2 separate regions of the Homo sapiens genome follow, and region 2 is linked to region 1. Evidence: read pairs that join two places in POLR2A ChIA-PET (ENCODE). Cell type or tissue: OCI-LY7. All regions are shown on one strand. Each heading gives the region's core, and the rest is flanking DNA. Links, peaks and the distances in the headings are about the cores only. Region 1 overlaps PPP4R3A (protein phosphatase 4 regulatory subunit 3A). Region 2 overlaps CCDC88C (coiled-coil domain containing 88C).

Region 1 (8,263 bases), core at 1-8,000:
AAAAGTTATTTTTTCTTAATGATATTTTGTTAACATGCTAAGTTAGAACATTATTTTTAAGTGATTTTTTTCCTAAAGTCTGTTTTAATTTCTAATATGGTAAATATTGATAAATACAATCCAAATAAACATCTGGGGAATCCTCAATTTAAGAGTATAAAGGTATCTAGCTGGGCGTGGTGGCACGCGCCAATGACCCCAGGTACTTGGGAGTCTGCTATGGGAGGATCACTTAAGCCTGGCTAATTTTTTTGGCTGGGCGCAGTGGCTCACGCTTGTAATCCCAGCACTTTGGGAGGCAGAGGCAGGTGGATCACGAGGTCAGGAGATCGAGACCATCCTGGCTAACACGGTGAAACCCCGTCTCTACTAAAAATACAAAAAATTAGCCAGGCGTGGTGGTGGGCGCCTGTAGTCCCAGCCACTCGGGAGGCTGAGGCAGGAGAATTGCATGAACCCGGGAGGCGGAGCTTGCAGTGAGCCGAGATGGCACCACTGCACTCCATCCAGCCTGGGCGACAGAGTGAGACTCCAACTCAAAAAAAAAAAAAAAAAGAAGCCTGGCTAATTTTTTTATTTTTATTTTTAGTAGAGACAGGGTTTCACCATGTTGGCCAGGATGGTCTTGATCTCTTGATCTCATGATCTGCCCCCGCCCTGGCCTCCCAAAGTGCTGGGATTACAGATGTGAGCCACCACGCCCAGCTGAGACCTCTATCTCTACAAAAAATAAAAATTTGCCAGGCATGGTGGTACAGGCCCATAGTTCCAGCCGCTTGGGAGGCTGGGGTAGGAGGATTGCTTGAGGCCAGGAGGTTGAGGCTGCAGTGAGCTCTGATCACACCACTGCACTCCAGCCTGGGCGACAGAGCGAGACCCTGTGTGAAAAAAACAAAATAAAATATAAAAATGAAAACAAAACAAAAAAAAGTCTAAAGGTATCCTGAGAAAAAAAGTTCGAGGAATGCTACACTGTGCCACCAACAAGCTACTGTGTGAATAAGTACAGTGGAATACTACACTACTTTTAAATGAGATCTGTGTATCCTGACATTAATTGATGTCCCAAATATACTGATAATAGAGGTGTTTACAATTAGGAAATGGGAAAACAATGTCAAAAGGAGAAATGCGACTCAGAACATCACCAAGACAACTGCAGGTAGAAACTGTCACATTCCAATAGCAAGAAAAAATATAAGAAAGGCCAAGGCGGGCGGATCACAAGGTCAGGAGTTCAAGACCAGCCTGGCCAACATGGTGAAATCTCATCTCTACTAAAAATACAAAAATTAGCTGGGCATGGTGGTGCGTGCCTGTAAATCCAGCTACTCGGGAAGCTGAGGCAGGAGAATCGCTTGAACCCGGGAGGCAGAGGTTGCAGTGAGCCGAGATCGCACCACTGCACTCCAACCTGGGTGACAGAGCGAGACTCCACCTCAAAAAAAAAAAAAAAAAAAAAGTTCCCTCCCTGCTTCATATCTTGGTTCTTCCTATAAAATGAAATGTGAGGCCCTTTCTTGTAGGGTGCTACCAACCCCCACCAAAACACAACACAACACTACACCTCTGGGGATTGGAGATAAAGATGGCTGGTAGTACAGAGTGAGGTATCCTTCTAACAAAGTCTACATTACAGAGAACTCAGCAAATATTTTTAAAAGGAAAGGTTTTGCATAAAAATTATAGATTTCTTGCCAGGTGCAAGTTAATACAACAAGATTTATAGTTAAGAAAAAAATAATACCTACCTCACAGGGTTGCCATTAGCATTAACTGAAATTTTTTATTCAAGTGCCTGTCCCAATATGTAGTACATAACCAGCACTCAATACTTTTTTTTGAGACGGATTTCACTCTTGTCAGGCTGGAGTGCGGTGGCACGATCTCGGCTCACTGCAACCTCCACCTCCCGGGTTCAAGTGATTCTCCTGACTCAGCCTCCAGAGTGGCTGGGACTACAGGCGCACACCACCACGCCCAGCTAATTTTTGTATTTTTAATAGAGACGGGGTTTCACCATATTGGCCAAGATGTTCTAGATCTCCTGACCTCATGATCTGCCTGCCTTGGCTTCCCAAAGTGCTTGGGATTACAAGCTGAGCCACCGCGCCTGGCCTCAATACTTGTTTTTTTAGGGCATCATCATACAGTCATTTCACTGGTAACACTGTACTGTTGTATAGCAGGAAAACGAGTATTAATAATGACCCATAAACACCAAGCATTAATAATGACCCATAAACACATTACGAATAAGAGGTTAACCAATATATTCATTTACTGTTTAGGAAAAACATTCCAGTACACATTTAGTCAACATTCCATAAAAAAATTACTGACTTTTAAAACTTATGGTAGGCCAGGCATGGTGGCTCATTACTGTAATCCCAGCACTTTGGAAAGCTGAGGTGGGTGGATCACTGGAGGCCAAGAATTGGAGACCAGCTCAAGACCAGCCCGGGCAACATGGCAAACCCTGTCTCTACAAAAAATGCAAAAATTAGCTGGACATGGTGGTATGTGCCTGTAGTACCAGCTACTTGGGAAGCTGAGGCAGGACGACTGCTTGAACCCAGAATGTTGATGCTGCAATGAGCTATGATCACACCACTGCGCTCCAGCCTGGGTGAAAGACCAAGACCCTGTCTCTAAAATTTAAAAACAAAAAAACCCAAAAAACACCTTCTGGTACACAGCTTTTATTCATCTGGAAAATTCACTTGTTTAGAAGATTTAACTTCCTCTCACTGAAGAAACGAGATAGTATAGAGAATTCCTGTAATTTTTATGGTTTTATCTTCACTATCAACCAACTAGACTCAGGTAGCAGGGAAGTAATATGGGAGTGTTTGGGTTTGGGTTTAAGTAACTTTGGTCTTCACCACAGCCCTGATTTGGATAAATACTGAAGGATTTCAGAAAGAAGAGCTACACCCTTGTCACTCCTAAGCAAGCAGCTCAACCCATCAGCTTCTAGAGTATATTGTCCTTATCAATATTCAAGGCTTAAGGCAGGGACTTATGTACTATGCTTCATTAGTAGAGAGAATGCACCATCAAAAATGAGTTAATGCCAGCCTGGGCAACATAAGGTGACCCCATCTCTACAAAAATAACAGAAAAAACTAGCCAGGTATGGTGGTGTACACCTGTGGTCCCAGCTACTTGGGACACTGAGGTGAGAGGATTACCTGAGTCTGGTGGTCAAGGCTGCAGTAAGCCCTGATCACTGCACTCCAGCCTGGACAAAAGAGTGAGATCCCGCCTCAAAAAAAGAAAAGTCAATGGGGCCCAAAATCTCATGTAGGTGGGAGACTAAAGTGTGCTTTTTTTTTTTTTTGAGACGGAATCTCGCTCTGTCACCCAGGCTGAAGTGCAGTGGCGCGATCTTGGCTCACTGCAAGCTCCGCCTCCCAGGTTCACGCCATTCTCCTGCCTCAGCCTCCTGAGTAGCTAGGACTACATGCTCCCGCCACCAAGCCCGGCTAATTTTTTTTTTTTTTTTTTTTTTTGGTATTTTTAGTAGAGATGGGGTTTCACCATGTTAGCCAGGATGGTCTCGATCTCTTGACCTCGTGATCTGCCCATCTCGGCCTCCCAAAGTGCTGGGACTACAGGCGTGAGCCACCGCACCCGGCCAAGACTAAAGTATGCTTTAAACCCGTAACAGGTATGTGCTCCAAGTCCTTCTTTCCTGACTTTTCGGAAAAAAATTTAAATGCCTCATTACATAGTGGCATTTAAAAACTAAAATGGGCCAGGTGTGGTAGCTCACAGCTATAATCCTGGCTACTCAGGAGGGTGAGGTAGGAGCATTGCTTGAGGCAGGAAATTCAAGACTAGTCTGGGCAACACAGTAAGATCCCACCTCCCCTGAAAAAATTTAAAAATAAATCAGCTGGGCCTGGTGGCATGTGTCTACAGTCCCAGCTACTTGGGAGGCTAAGGTAGGAGGATTACTTGAGCCTAAGAGTTTGAGGCTGCAGTGAGCTATGATCGTGGCACTGCACTCCAGCCTGGGTGACAGCAAGACCTTGTCTCTAAATAAACAAACTTTTCAAAGTGAAATACTTCCCCTTGTACCGACACTGAGCTCTTCTTGATAAATATACAGAATGCTTGGCATATACAAGATTCTATACTACTGACTGATCTGTTCATTTCTCTCACAGCTCTTACCCCCAAAAGCTTTTCCACCCTAAGTGTTCTGACCTCCTTTTCTAATCACAGTAGGGATAGAGGCAGACCCACCTACAATGAACATGGAGTTCTATCAAGAGGCAGAAACAGCACAGAATCCCAGTTTTACCATTCGCTAGCAGTGCTGCCTTGAACAAAAACATTTCTCCATGTCTCATTTTCTTCATGCCTCAAGTAACAGTGAGAATTTAACCTGTTTAACTCTAAGATATGAGTCAGAGAACAGATAAAACTATTTTGAAATGTAAAGAATACTTTATAAAATTCAAGGTAAAAACTCAATGTAAGCACACTATTCTGGATGCCTTGGCAAGTACTTCGTAATAAGGAGCACAAATATGATTATGGCCAAAGACACTCTTCAGTGTGTGGAGGAATTCCAACTCCCTTACATTTCTTTCTTTTTTAAATTTTTTGTTTTTAGAAATAGGGTCTCATTCTGTCACCCAGGCTGGAGTGCAGTAGCATGACCAAAGTTCATGGCAGCCTCAAACTCCTGGGCTCAAGCAATTCTCTGGCTTCAGCCTCCTGAGTAGCTAAGACTACAAGTATGTGCCACATGCCCAGCTAATTTTCTAAACTTTTTGTGGAGACAGGGTCTTGCTATGTTGCCCAGGCAGGTATCGAACTTCTGGCCTTGAGCAATCCTCCCCCACCTTGGCTTCCCAAAGTGCTAGGATTACAGATGTGGGCCACTGTGCCCGAGCTACATTTTTTTTTTTTCTGAGACAGGGTCTTGCTTCATCAGCCAGGCTGGAGTAGTGGCTCAGTCACAGCTCACTGTAGCCTCGACCTCTGGGCTCAAGCAATCCTCCTGCCTCAGCCCCAAGCAGCCGGGACTACAGGTGTTTAACACCACACATGGCTAATTTAGAAATTTTTATTTTGTAGAGATGGGGGGTCTCACTTTGTTCCCCAGCCTTGCATTTATCAACTGTAAAACTGGCAGGTGGATATGGTAAAAATCATAATGGTGAAAAGTAGTACAAAGGGGCAGAGGGAGAGAGAGTATCAGGAAGAATAGCTAATGGATGCTGGGCTTAATACCTAGGTGATGGGTTGATCTGTGCAGCAAACCACCATGGCACACATTTACCTATGTAACAAACCTGCACACGTACCCGGGAATTTAAAATAAAAGTTGAAGAAAAAACAAAAGAAAGAAAAGTAGTATAATGATTTCACCACAAAGGGAGAGCATAAGCAAGGTATGAAATTATTATCCTTACTTCAAGTTAACAGACACAGCATACACTGAAAGAATTAAAAATAAAAACAAAATAATCTGAAATGGAAGATGGAACTTTGCAGGTATACGGCTATCATAAAAACTGAGAGAAATAAGGTAATCTATCTTCCTTAAAGAAAAGCATGGGCCAGGTGCGGTGTAATCCCAGCACTTTAGGCGGCCAAGTGGGAAAGATCACTTCACATCTGGAGATCGAGACCATTCTGGGCAATACAGTGAGAACCTTTGAAAAAATTCAAAAATTGGACCAGGCATGGTGGCTCATGCCTGAGCCCAGGAGTTCGAGACCAGCCTGGGCGACAAAGTAAGACCCACCCCCTTCCATCTCTTAAAAAAAAGAAAAAAAAAATTTTTTTTTAATTACCCAGGCACAGTGGTGTGCACCTGTAATCCCAGCTAGGTGGGAAGATCAACTGAGCCCAGAAGTTTGAGGTTACAGTGAGCTATGATCCTGCCACTGCACTACAGCATGGGCAACAGAGCTCTTAAAAATTAAAAAAAAAAAAAAAAGAAAAGAAAAGAAAAGAAAAAGAGCAGGGTGCGGTGGCTCACCTGAGGTCAGGAGTTCGAGATCGGCCTGGCCAACATGGTGAAACCTCGTCTCTACTAAAAACACAGAAATTCACCAGGCGTGGTGGCAGGCACCTGTAATGTCAGCTACTCGTAAGGCTGAGGCGGGAGAATCGCTTGAACCCGGGAAGCGGAGGTTGCAGTGAGCCGAGATTGTGCCATTGCACTCCGGCCTAAGTGACAAGAGCGAAACACTGACTCAAAAAAAAAAAAAGAAAACAAAAAACAAAAGGGACGTGTTCTTACAACCTATTTTGCCAGCAGAAACCTACTGGATAAAGATGCAATCCAAGAAATGGGCCCAGAAGCTTAGTGGGACATCCCTTTTCCTCTAAAGCAAGGTAGGTTGAGTGCCAAGTTACTCGGTTTTGGAAGGGAAGGCATACAGTACTTACCATGACAGATCTGCTCTGTAACATGAAGGCCACAAGTACTTCCATTTAGAAATTCTCTTCTGTGATTTTTAGACGAGCATATAAGCTCCCCTAACAAGAACTGAGCCTACAGTTGAGATAGCATTATTATAGCTTCCCCGTCCACAAATATAGACCCAATAATGAGAGAATTTTAAAACTACCCAGCCTTTCTATACCCATGCTAACACTATATACATTATAAAATTCCCAAACGCTTTGTCATTACTAAGTAGTGTGTACAGTTTAAAATGAATTGCCTGAATTTGAATCCCAACTCATACCATCTTAATAGATGAATGACTTTGGACATGTTGTCATCCTTTCTGAGAGAACTTATTAAAAAAAAGAAACGCGGCCGGGTGTGGTGGCTCACGCCTGTAATCCCAGCACTTTGGGAGGCTGAGGAGGGCGGATCACCTGATGTCAGCAGTTCAAGACCAGCCTGGCCAACATGGTGAAACCGTGTCCCTACTAAAAACACAAAAATTAGCCATGCATGATGGCAGACGCCTGTAATCCCAGGCTTGAGGCTTGAAGCATGAGAATCCCTTGAACCTGGAAGGTGGAGGTTGCAGTGAGCCAAGATGATGCTACTGCACTCCAGCCAGGATGACAGAGATTCTGCCTAAAAAAAAAAAAAAAACACACACCATTTATTTCACAGGTATGCAAAAGCCCCTATCACACTATCTCTAGCACTGACCACCAAATTAGCTGATAGCCTATTTCTAAGGTGGATGATTAACACATCACAAAAACTTAATTTTACAGACAATAAATACTTGAAAAGTGTTAAGAATCAAATATTTATTTTGTTCTAAAGAAATAATCTGAAAATCAAAAGTTTTTTTGGGGAAAAGCTACAAGTAATTTAGAAAAGAAAAACTTCAACACAATAATGACTAGGTCTAGCCCAAGTATGGAAAAGCGCAATAATTTTAAGTTTCTATTGGACAAATGACTCAATTTATGGAAAATCAGAAATACTTTCCATTTTGCTCATGACAACAAAAAGAAAATATCAATTATCCTATGATGGAGAATGGAGCAAGCACACAATAATGGCTGACCCCAACTGGCAGTCAACACAAAAACATCCATGTAAAGCTTGTAGATAAACTATAATTGAAATTTTTTTTTTTTTTGAGACGGAGTCTCGCTTTGTCACCCAGACTGGAGTGCAGTGGTGCTGATCTTGGCTCACTGCAAGCTCCGCCTCCTGTGTTCACACCATTCTCCTGCCTCAGCCTCCTGAGCAGCTGGGACTACAGGCGCCCGCCACCACACCTGGCTACATTTTTGTATGTTTTTAGTAGAGACAGGGTTTCACCATATTAGCCAGGATGGTCTCGATCTCCTGACCTTGTGATCTGCCCGCCTTGGCCTCCCTAAGTGATGGGATTACAGGCATGAGCCATTGTGCCCGGCCGAAAATATCTTTAGGCTAAAAGTAATTTTCATTTTCTTTGAAATAAACCTTCAGGCTAATAAAGCAGCAAATGCAAGTAGACAGTAACATGGGAGTTTAATATGGTTAATAGCACTAAATCAGACACTGTTGTAAGAATTACGTAAGTCAATATAAGTAAACTGCTAAAAGAGTTTGGCACATAGTAGGTAGTCAGTAAATTTTGACTTATTATCCCTATTTAGATGTGACAAGAAATGTTAATCATCGACTAAAGATTACTGACAGTATTTCACAAGTATCCTGGAATTTTTTCTAAGTCCATGGTGTGTGTGTATGTGTGTTTGTGTGTGACAGGGTCTCCCTCTGTCACCCAGTGCAGTGGCATGATCACAGCTCACTGCAGCCTCCACCTCC
Region 2 (8,405 bases), core at 1-8,000, 160 kb before region 1:
GCAGCCCTGGGAGCAGGCTGCCACTTCCTAAAACCTGTGGGAAAAGGAAAGGACTCGGGATTTGGGCGGTGGGGAGGCGATCTGCTTATGGGGCCTGCAAAAATGTTACTGACTCAAAATTCTTTTCTTTTCATAAGTTTGCAACACCGGCCCTTAAACTATGTCCATCCGCCACTCAGGTCTCCCTCCCTGTGTGTGGGGCAGGTAAGGAGACCCCAGCGGCAGCTGTACCACCCCACAGCCAGGCTCCACAGGTGACATCCATCAGCTGCAGGAAACCTGGGAGAACAGGCTCACCAGATTGGAGGGAAGGAGGGGCACCTCATCCCTCCAGCCAAGAAAACACATCAGGTGTGGTCGTCCCGGCCCCAAGCTGGAGCTGAGCGTGGACTGGAGGCTGCTTCTGTGGACAACTTGCACCGTCTGGACGGGAGGAAACCCTGAAGACCGGGAAGAATCCCCGCCCCCATCCCTGTGCAGGCCTCAGAAGGGGAGGCAGCTAGTCCGAGGTCAAAGAGTAAGCTCAGGGCAGACCCCAGCTGACTCCGGGGCACACGTCAGAGCTGTGCCATTGGCAGCACCACACATGTGAGTCGACACCACACCAGAAACATGTCTGCAACACACACAAAGGTAGGAGAAGCAGCCGGGGACTCACAGCTCCTGCCTGACGCGCCGCAGCCTGGCCTTGGTGTCGGCCAGCTCTACGGCCAGGTGCTGCTTGTCTTCGCTAGAGAGGCTGCTGGTGGGGCTGGGAGTGGAGTCGGCGCTGGAGGACTTGATGGGGCTGGGTGGATGCTGTGCCTGCAGGTAGTCCCGTTCCTGAGTGAGGTCCACGATCAGCTGCAGCCGGGCAGAGAGGGGGATGGAGGAGAACAAACGGGGTTAACCAGCACAACGCCTGAGCTTGAACAGGGTGAAGAAACCGCCAAAAGACAGATATTTCAGCGGAGACTAAGAAACGAGGAGGAAGGTGGGAAAAGGCTGGCATGGGTTTTGAAAAGAGGTGAAATATTTAGTGAAACAAAAGGGAGTGTACGAAGGAGGAGGGCCCCAAGCTCCGCGTCCTGATTCCCTGTATCCTCCCACAGGCCCGAGGTGACCATGCACTGCAGGGGCCGTAACCAGGGAAAGCACGCACGTCCCACCCCCACCAGAACCTCAGCAGCAGGACCGAGGCGTCTAGGCTGAAGATGAAGGGAGAGGAGATGAAGGGGCCTAAGCCCCTTCCCAGGCTGACCGGGCCACCGACCCGCGGACGCACCTCGGTGCACTCGTCCCGCTGGTCGATGAGCCTCCGCAGGTGGAGCACCATGCTCCTCGACAGGGCCTCCAGCTCCTCCGGAGCCACGTCGGGCAGCTCCAGCCACTGCAGGTCAAACACGTTCTCTTGGTTGTGAGTCACCTGTGGGCACACATGGCAGGGCACTGCAGGGGCGGCAGAGACGGGCGCCCACTTCCCTCACACTGCAAACAGCATCCCCTTCCAATCAACCTTACTAATCCCTCAGTGACAAATTTACGGTGGCCAGCAAAAGGGTGCCCTACGCAAGTGTGGCCAAACCCTTCAGCAGAGCCCTGTTCATACGAACCACTTCTGCTTTCAGAACTGGGTCAGAGAGGATGCTGATTTTCAAAGGGGACCAGAAAGCACGCCTCACAATTATTTCCCTATAGGGTCCTGGGATAAGATATCTTCATTGGAGCTACATCAATGTAGAACACAAAGAAGGAAAGCTTCAGGGTGAGAGGGTGAGGAAAGGGACTGTATGTTACTTCTTAAAATCTATGCAAACAGCAAAAATATTAATCTTATGTCAGAATGTTGTGTACAAAGCAATCTTGGGTTGTTTTCTGGATCTATTCATAAACAGTTTTCAGGGAAGGGTGCATCTCATTCCCACGGGCCACAGAAGACAGCCTCTTTGTGCCCCTTTCACTGGCCAGGGAACGGAGATACACAGCTCTGTCTACGTGAAACAGCCTCTCGACGCACACCCCCGGATCTGCCACAGGAGACAGGATCCATTTCGAGCTCTTCTCCTCTCAATTTTGGAAGAAAGATACCATAGTGCTCAGGCCTCAAAAGAGGAAAACAAAAACAATGAAATCAGGGGTATCTACTCTGAAACACACCCAAAGAAGTCTTTATTCAATCAACAGAGATAGAGAAAACAAAAAAACTCAGCTTGAGCAACCTAGTAAGACCCCATCTCTACAAAAAATTTAAAAATTAGCCGGGCGAGGTGGCATGCACCTGTGGTCCCAGCTACTTGGGAGGCTGGGGCAGGAGGACCACTTGAGGCCAGGAGTTTGAGGTTGCAGTGAGCTATGATCACACCACTTGTACTCCAGCCTGGGTGACAGGCTGTCTCTAAAAAAAAGAGACCCTGTCTCTAAAAAAAGACAAACCCATAAAATAAAAAGCAGACAGAACCCTGTCAACAAAGGCCCTTCAATTTCTCAAAATTTGAAGAGACACCACCTTCTTACCTCTCCCCACCTTAAAAGGCCGAGTTTGGATACAGGTGATCTGAGAATTAGGAGAAATCTTATCCCATGATTCAGAGCACCCTAAGGGCACAGGATTGAGAGGCCGGTTCTAGGCCTGGTCCAGACCCAATGCTGGGGAAACTCCTTGGACATCTCGGGGCCTCTGTAAAGGGTGGTGTGGCTGGGCTTCAGGGGCTCAGCCTGGCTGCACCACAGCCACTTGCTGAGCTTTTATTGAAATGCTTATGCCCCCTCCTCCCCCTGAGTCTGACTCAGTGGGTCTCTCATGGGGCCCAGCACCCAAATTTTAAAAAAGCACCCAGGGAATTCTGAAGCCCAGGCCCAATGGCCCCAGCCAGCTGTGGAAGCTGGTAGGCCCAGCTACAGCTTCTCCCCAATATCAACCCAGGGAGTCCTGTGCTCAGCTGCCTCTGCCAATCACACACCAGCTCCTGTGCATGCAAATCTTCATGTATTTATCTCATCTGTCCAATGACACTGACTGCTGAACCCAAATCCCCTAAGGTAATTAAAGCACACAATGCTTATTTTGGAAGGAGTGTGGAAGTGGAGGTCAGGAAAGTAAATTTCCACCTGGATACCGCCCCCTAGGGTGGGCGGCCTCCTTAGCTGATACCACCTTTGCCAACATCAATGGCAAAGGGCCGGGAAGGTCAGGCCTCAAAGGCCAGGGGCTCCTCCTCCTCCACTCCGCTGACGCTCAGTGCAGAGCCCTCCCGGCCCCTCGCTGGGGGGCCTGAGTTGGGGCTGGGCCAAGTCTCCCAAGGCGGTCTTTCTGGGACTCGCTGGTTTTGATTCCCAAGTGGTGTCAGCTTGTCTCTGCCATGTCACTGACAGAAGCAGAGAATCTCTCTATTCTATAAAGATCAACTGTTCAAAGCAGGGTGACATTTGCCAGAATACATTTTCAGGGCCTGTAAATCAAACTCTGGGCCTCAACCAGTTGACAGCTCTTAAAAATAGTCTGAGTCCATATAAGGCAAAAAGAAGGAGACAAAAGATGACTTGATTGAGGTGTTTTTTTTTTTTAATTTTTATTTTTACCCTCATTTTATTTTAGCTGGCTGATTGATGGCTATCTTTCCAAATAGAATCAATGTGTCTGTGGTGTCTGAAACCTAAGATTAGCAAAATCGTAATGGGTGATGTATTCTTCAAACGTTTCCACTCATAGAGAAGTTTTGCCTCCCGGCCACCACAGGAGCAGCAGTCCACAGCTGAGCCCACCACGAGGCCACGCACCTACCTCCTGGATATGGGCCACGATGCCAGCCTGGGTCTCAATGTCCAGCTGTTTGATTCTTTCAATGAACTCCTCTTTCCTCTCACACTGCGGAGGGTTACATGTGTTAATGGAAGCGCTGTTCAAGTGAGGGTGAAGCTGAGTCCACCACAGCCACAGAATGACAGTTTCAAAAGGAACCACCCACCCCGGGCTTCTCCTTCATAACTAAGAACGCTCTTGTCCTCCTACCAGCCTTACACTGATGTGTCTCTAGTGGTTGCCAGGACCACTTACATCAGAATCACCTGGGGAGCTTGTTCTTAAAACTCCCATCCGTAAGCCCCCACCCAGATTGAAAAGACCAGGGTGGAACACAGAACGCTTCATTTTAAACAAGCTCTCCCGGTGATTCTTAAGTACAGAAAGACGGGGGACACCTGGTTTAGGCCAGGGTGGGGCAAACTTCATGTGTAAAAAGCCAGATGGTAAATATTTTAGACTCTGTGGGCCATTTGGCCTCTGTCACAACTACTCAGCTCTGTCGCTGTAGTGGCAAACCAGCCACAGACAATATGTAAAGGTGGGCATGAGGCTGTGTTCCAATAAAACTTTATTTGAGAGAGGGTCTCGCTGTCACCCAGGCTGGAGTGCAGTGGCATGATCATGGCTCACTGCAGCCTCAAACTCCTGCACTCAAGTGATCCTCTCGCCTCAGCCTCCCGAGTAGCCGGGACTACAGGCATGCGCCACCACACCCAGCTAATGTTTTCTATTTTTTGTAAAGATGAGGTCTCACTATGTTGCCAAGGCTGGTCTTGAACTCCCGACCTCAAGCGATCCTCCCCCACCTCAGCCTCCCAAAGTGCTGAGATTACAGGCATGAGCCACTGCACTCGGCCCAATAAAACTTTATTTACAAATACAGGCAGCAAGTCAGATCTGGCCCACAAGCTGTAGTTTGCAGATCCTTGTTCTAGTGATTCCTACGCTGGGGACGATTTGCTAATGGTACCCTGGCCTGAGGGATCCCCATCTCGCCTCCTGCCCAAGGTGCCCTGGTACTAGAAACAGCTGCCACGTAAAACAATGGCCACTCTCTTCCAGGAACCCAGCGGCCTTCTGTCATATTGGACTGAAAGGAGCATCCTCCCACCTAAGCTAAGGGCTCGGTCAAGTCCCGCAAACCCAATATGAGATGGCTGGGGTAGGTCCCTCTGCTGCAGCCCTGCCCAATCCCTACCTGGACAGCACAGCCCAGCACCAGCAGCAGCACCTTCTTGATTTCCTCCATGCTCTTCCCTAGATCAAGAGAGCAACACATTTAACTCAGCTCAACTGCTGATATAATTTCAGTGACATGTTTACCGTAGGGAAAAAACAGATAAAAAAAAATCATCTCTCTACTCTGTGACATTCACTTAGGTATACACACTCCATCGATCTTCCATGTGTGGCTTTATTTACTTTTTATTTTATTTTGAGACAGGGTCTCACTCTGTCACCCAGGCTGGAGTGCAGTGGCAGGCCCACAGCTCATTGCAGCCTTGACCTCCCAAGGCTCAAGCGATCCTCTCACCTCAGCCTCCCTAGTAGCTGGGACTACAGACACATACCACCATGCCCAGCTAATTTTTGTATTTGTTGAAGAGATGGGTTTTTGCCATGTTGCCTAGGCTGGTCTCAAACTCCTGGACTCAAGTGATCCGCCCACCTCAGCCTCCCAGGTTGCAGGAATTACAGGTGTGAGCCACCATACCCAGCCTTATTTACTTTTTAAACCAAATGAGAATTCTGTACATAACTATTTGAAGCCCCTTCCATTCAAATATGTCGTAAGTATCTCCCCATGATAATTAACAAACCATAACATCAGCATCCCTTTTTAGCGCGTAAGCAAAGTACACAATGGGAGAGAACAACTCCCACAGGAAATACTGAGTCAACGCTAAAATAAGGCTGTATACAACCTTCCCCTTTTTATTATGCAAAATTCCAAACAGACACGGGAGGACAGTATAATGAACCTCCACAATACACTCAGCCTCACATTATCAACATTCTGCACCTCTCACTCTACCTGCCTCCTCCTTCCCCCTTTTAAGTTTGTTTGGCTGGAGTATTCTAAAGTAAATTCTATAAGATAACATAAAGCCATCCTTTTTTTTTTTTTTGAGATGGAGTCTCGCTCTGTCGCCCAGGCTTGAGTGCAGTGGTGCAATCTCGGCTCACTGCAAGCTCTGCCTCCTGGGTTCATGCCATTCTCCTGCCTCAGCCTCCCGAGTAGCTGGGACTACAGGCGGCCACCACCGCGCCCAGCTAATTTTTTGTATTTTTAGTAGAGATGGGGTTTCACCGTGGTCTCAATCTCCTGACCTCGTGATCCGCCCACCTCAGCCTCCCAAAGTGCTGGGATTACAGGCTTGAGCCACCGCGCCCGGCCCCTTTTTTTTTTTTCTGATACAGGTTCCCACTCTATTGCCCAGGTTGGGGTATAGTGGTGCAATCATAGCTCGCTGCAGCTTCCACCTCCTGGGTTCAAGTGATCCTTCCACCTCAGCCTCCCGAGTAGCTAGACTACAGGTGCGCATCACCACACCTGGCTAACTTTTGTATTTTTTGTAGACAGGGTCTCATAATATTGCCCAGGTTGGTCTTGAACTCCTGGGCTCAAGCGATCCTCCTGCCTCAGCCTTCCAAAGTGTTGGGATCACACGTGTGAGCCACTGCACCTTTTTGATGGTTGCATACTTACTTTGTAAATCAAGGCCAGTAACTTATTTAACCAATACCCCTTCCAGAGGTTCAATTTATATATATATATATATATATATATTTTTTTTTTTTTTTTTTTTGAGACAGAGTCTCACTCTGTCACCCAGGCTGGAGTGCAGTGGCACAATTTTGGCTCACTTCCACCTCTGTCTCCTGGGTTCAAGCGATTCTCCTGCCTCAGCCTCCCAAGGAGCTGGGATTACAGGCGCTCGCCACCACGCTCTGCTATTTTTGAATTTTTAGTAGAGACGGGGGTTTCACCATGTTGGCCTGGCTGGTCTTGAACTCCTGACCTCGTGATCTGCTCGCCTCGGCCTCCCAAAGTGCTGGGATTACAGACGTGAGCAGCCGTGCCCGGCCTTAAAATATTTCAATCTAAACAATGTTATAAAGAATATCATGGTAGCTAATTCTTTATGCATTCCCTTTTTAAGCTTTTCATATTGACAAACTGCCCTGCAGACAGGCTCTGCCATTTCACCCTGGGAAATGTGTGGTGATTCCCATTTTCCTACCCTTGATCAACATTTACCTCACCACTTTCCCAACTTTGTCAATCAGGCCAAAAATCCTGTTTCGTCATTCTGAGCTGTGTCTCTTTGATTGTGCTTGGGGCTGAATGCATCTTCACCTGTTTATCTATCTCAAACACTTAAACAGCAGCAGAACACCTGCGCCTAGACGATGGGCTTGGTCACCCAGGAACTGTGTGTCCCAGACAAGCCATACTCTGTCTCCAAGCCTCAGTTTCCACATCTATAAAATGGCCTGGGTAATGTGCAGGGTTCCCTTTCAGGTTCAAAAAAAAAAAAATCTATGTGTTCTTTTTCGTTATATCCTATTGTATTGAGGAAGAAAGGACATGCCAGAAATAGCTTTCTTCTCTTAAAAGACTTAACCAACTCACACACTGGGCTACAGTGTCCCAAAGTGTCAAAGACTGCCGGGATGAAAAAACCAAACCGCCGTCCTGAGAACCAATGCTGCGGTTCATTTCAGATCCCTGGGTATAAGTAGTGAATGAATATGCGACCTCCTCCTAAGACCCCTCAACTGAGAAATAGCTAAAATTGGCTTTCCTTGAGATAATGACATCATTGTCAAGCCTCAGAACTGGGAACTGGGGGTTCACTGAACCAGAAACACACCCCGCCCCCCAGCCTGAAGGCAGGGCAGGGAGAGACTGGTGGGTTGGACCACAGGGTCTAAGGCCACTTTCCTGCTCTGGAGGACACACCTGAGAATAAGGCTCAGCGTTGCAAAGCAATCTTCTAAGGTTAAATCCTTCTCCTGCTAGTAAGTGTAGAAATTCATCAATATTTGAAATGGAAAAATTCTCAAAATCTTAGGATTTTTTTTTTTTACTTGAGATCTTTTATTTGGCCCAAGATACTCTAATCCATAGAATAAATATCACCACAGTGACTCACTTCCCTATTAACGTGGAGCTATTCATCAGCCACTTAATTTTAGTTTCGATAAAGAGAAAAGGGGCTGGGCACAGTGGCTCATGCCTGTAATCCTAGCACTTTGGGAGGCCAAGGTGGGAGGTGAGGTCAGGAGTTCGAAACCAGCCTGGCCAACATGGTGAAACCTCGACTCTACCAAAGGTACAAAAATTAGCTGGGCGTGGTGGCACGCGTCTGTAATCCCAGCTGCTTGGGAGGTTGAGGCAGGAGAATCACTTGAACCCAGGAGGCGGAGGTTGCAGTGAGCTGAAATTGCTCCACTGCACTCCAGCCTTGGCGACAAAGGAAGACTCTGTCTCAAAAAAAGAGAGAGAAAAGGGAATGCCCACATGAGTGTTAACAAAGCCTCCAATCAGTCTTTCTGACAGTGCTTGCCGGCTCAGCCCAAGTCACCCACCTCCCCCTTTCCCTTTTGTCGGCCCACA

Evidence for each region. ChIA-PET counts read pairs that join two places held together with the same protein. Peaks named below come from ENCODE experiments on the same cell type or tissue, not always from the same donor. Only the 100,000 strongest peaks of a DNase experiment are listed, where the experiment ranks them.
Region 2: POLR2A ChIA-PET joins it to region 1 with 6 read pairs; 4 of 35 experiments call an interaction of 5 or more read pairs at or near these places.

Annotation. Positions count from the first base shown.
Region 1 is chr14:91,498,380-91,506,642 of GRCh38, forward strand. The region is part of intron 1 of PPP4R3A (protein phosphatase 4 regulatory subunit 3A); the gene reads right to left. Among named protein-coding and RNA genes, the nearest start is that of PPP4R3A, 7.8 kb to the right of the region's middle. In OCI-LY7, for the core only: no CTCF peak of the experiment used is centred there; no DNase peak of the experiment used is centred there; H3K4me3 peaks cover 829 bases; H3K27ac peaks cover 548 bases.
Region 2 is chr14:91,338,620-91,347,024 of GRCh38, forward strand. It overlaps CCDC88C (coiled-coil domain containing 88C), which reads right to left. Exons shown (of 30, transcript NM_001080414.4): 5 at 4,980-5,038; 6 at 3,761-3,844; 7 at 1,265-1,405; 8 at 659-843. Among named protein-coding and RNA genes, the nearest start is that of CCDC88C, 75 kb to the right of the region's middle. In OCI-LY7, for the core only: no CTCF peak of the experiment used is centred there; DNase peaks (open chromatin) are centred at 7,182 and 7,662; H3K4me3 peaks cover 1,042 bases; H3K27ac peaks cover 2,529 bases.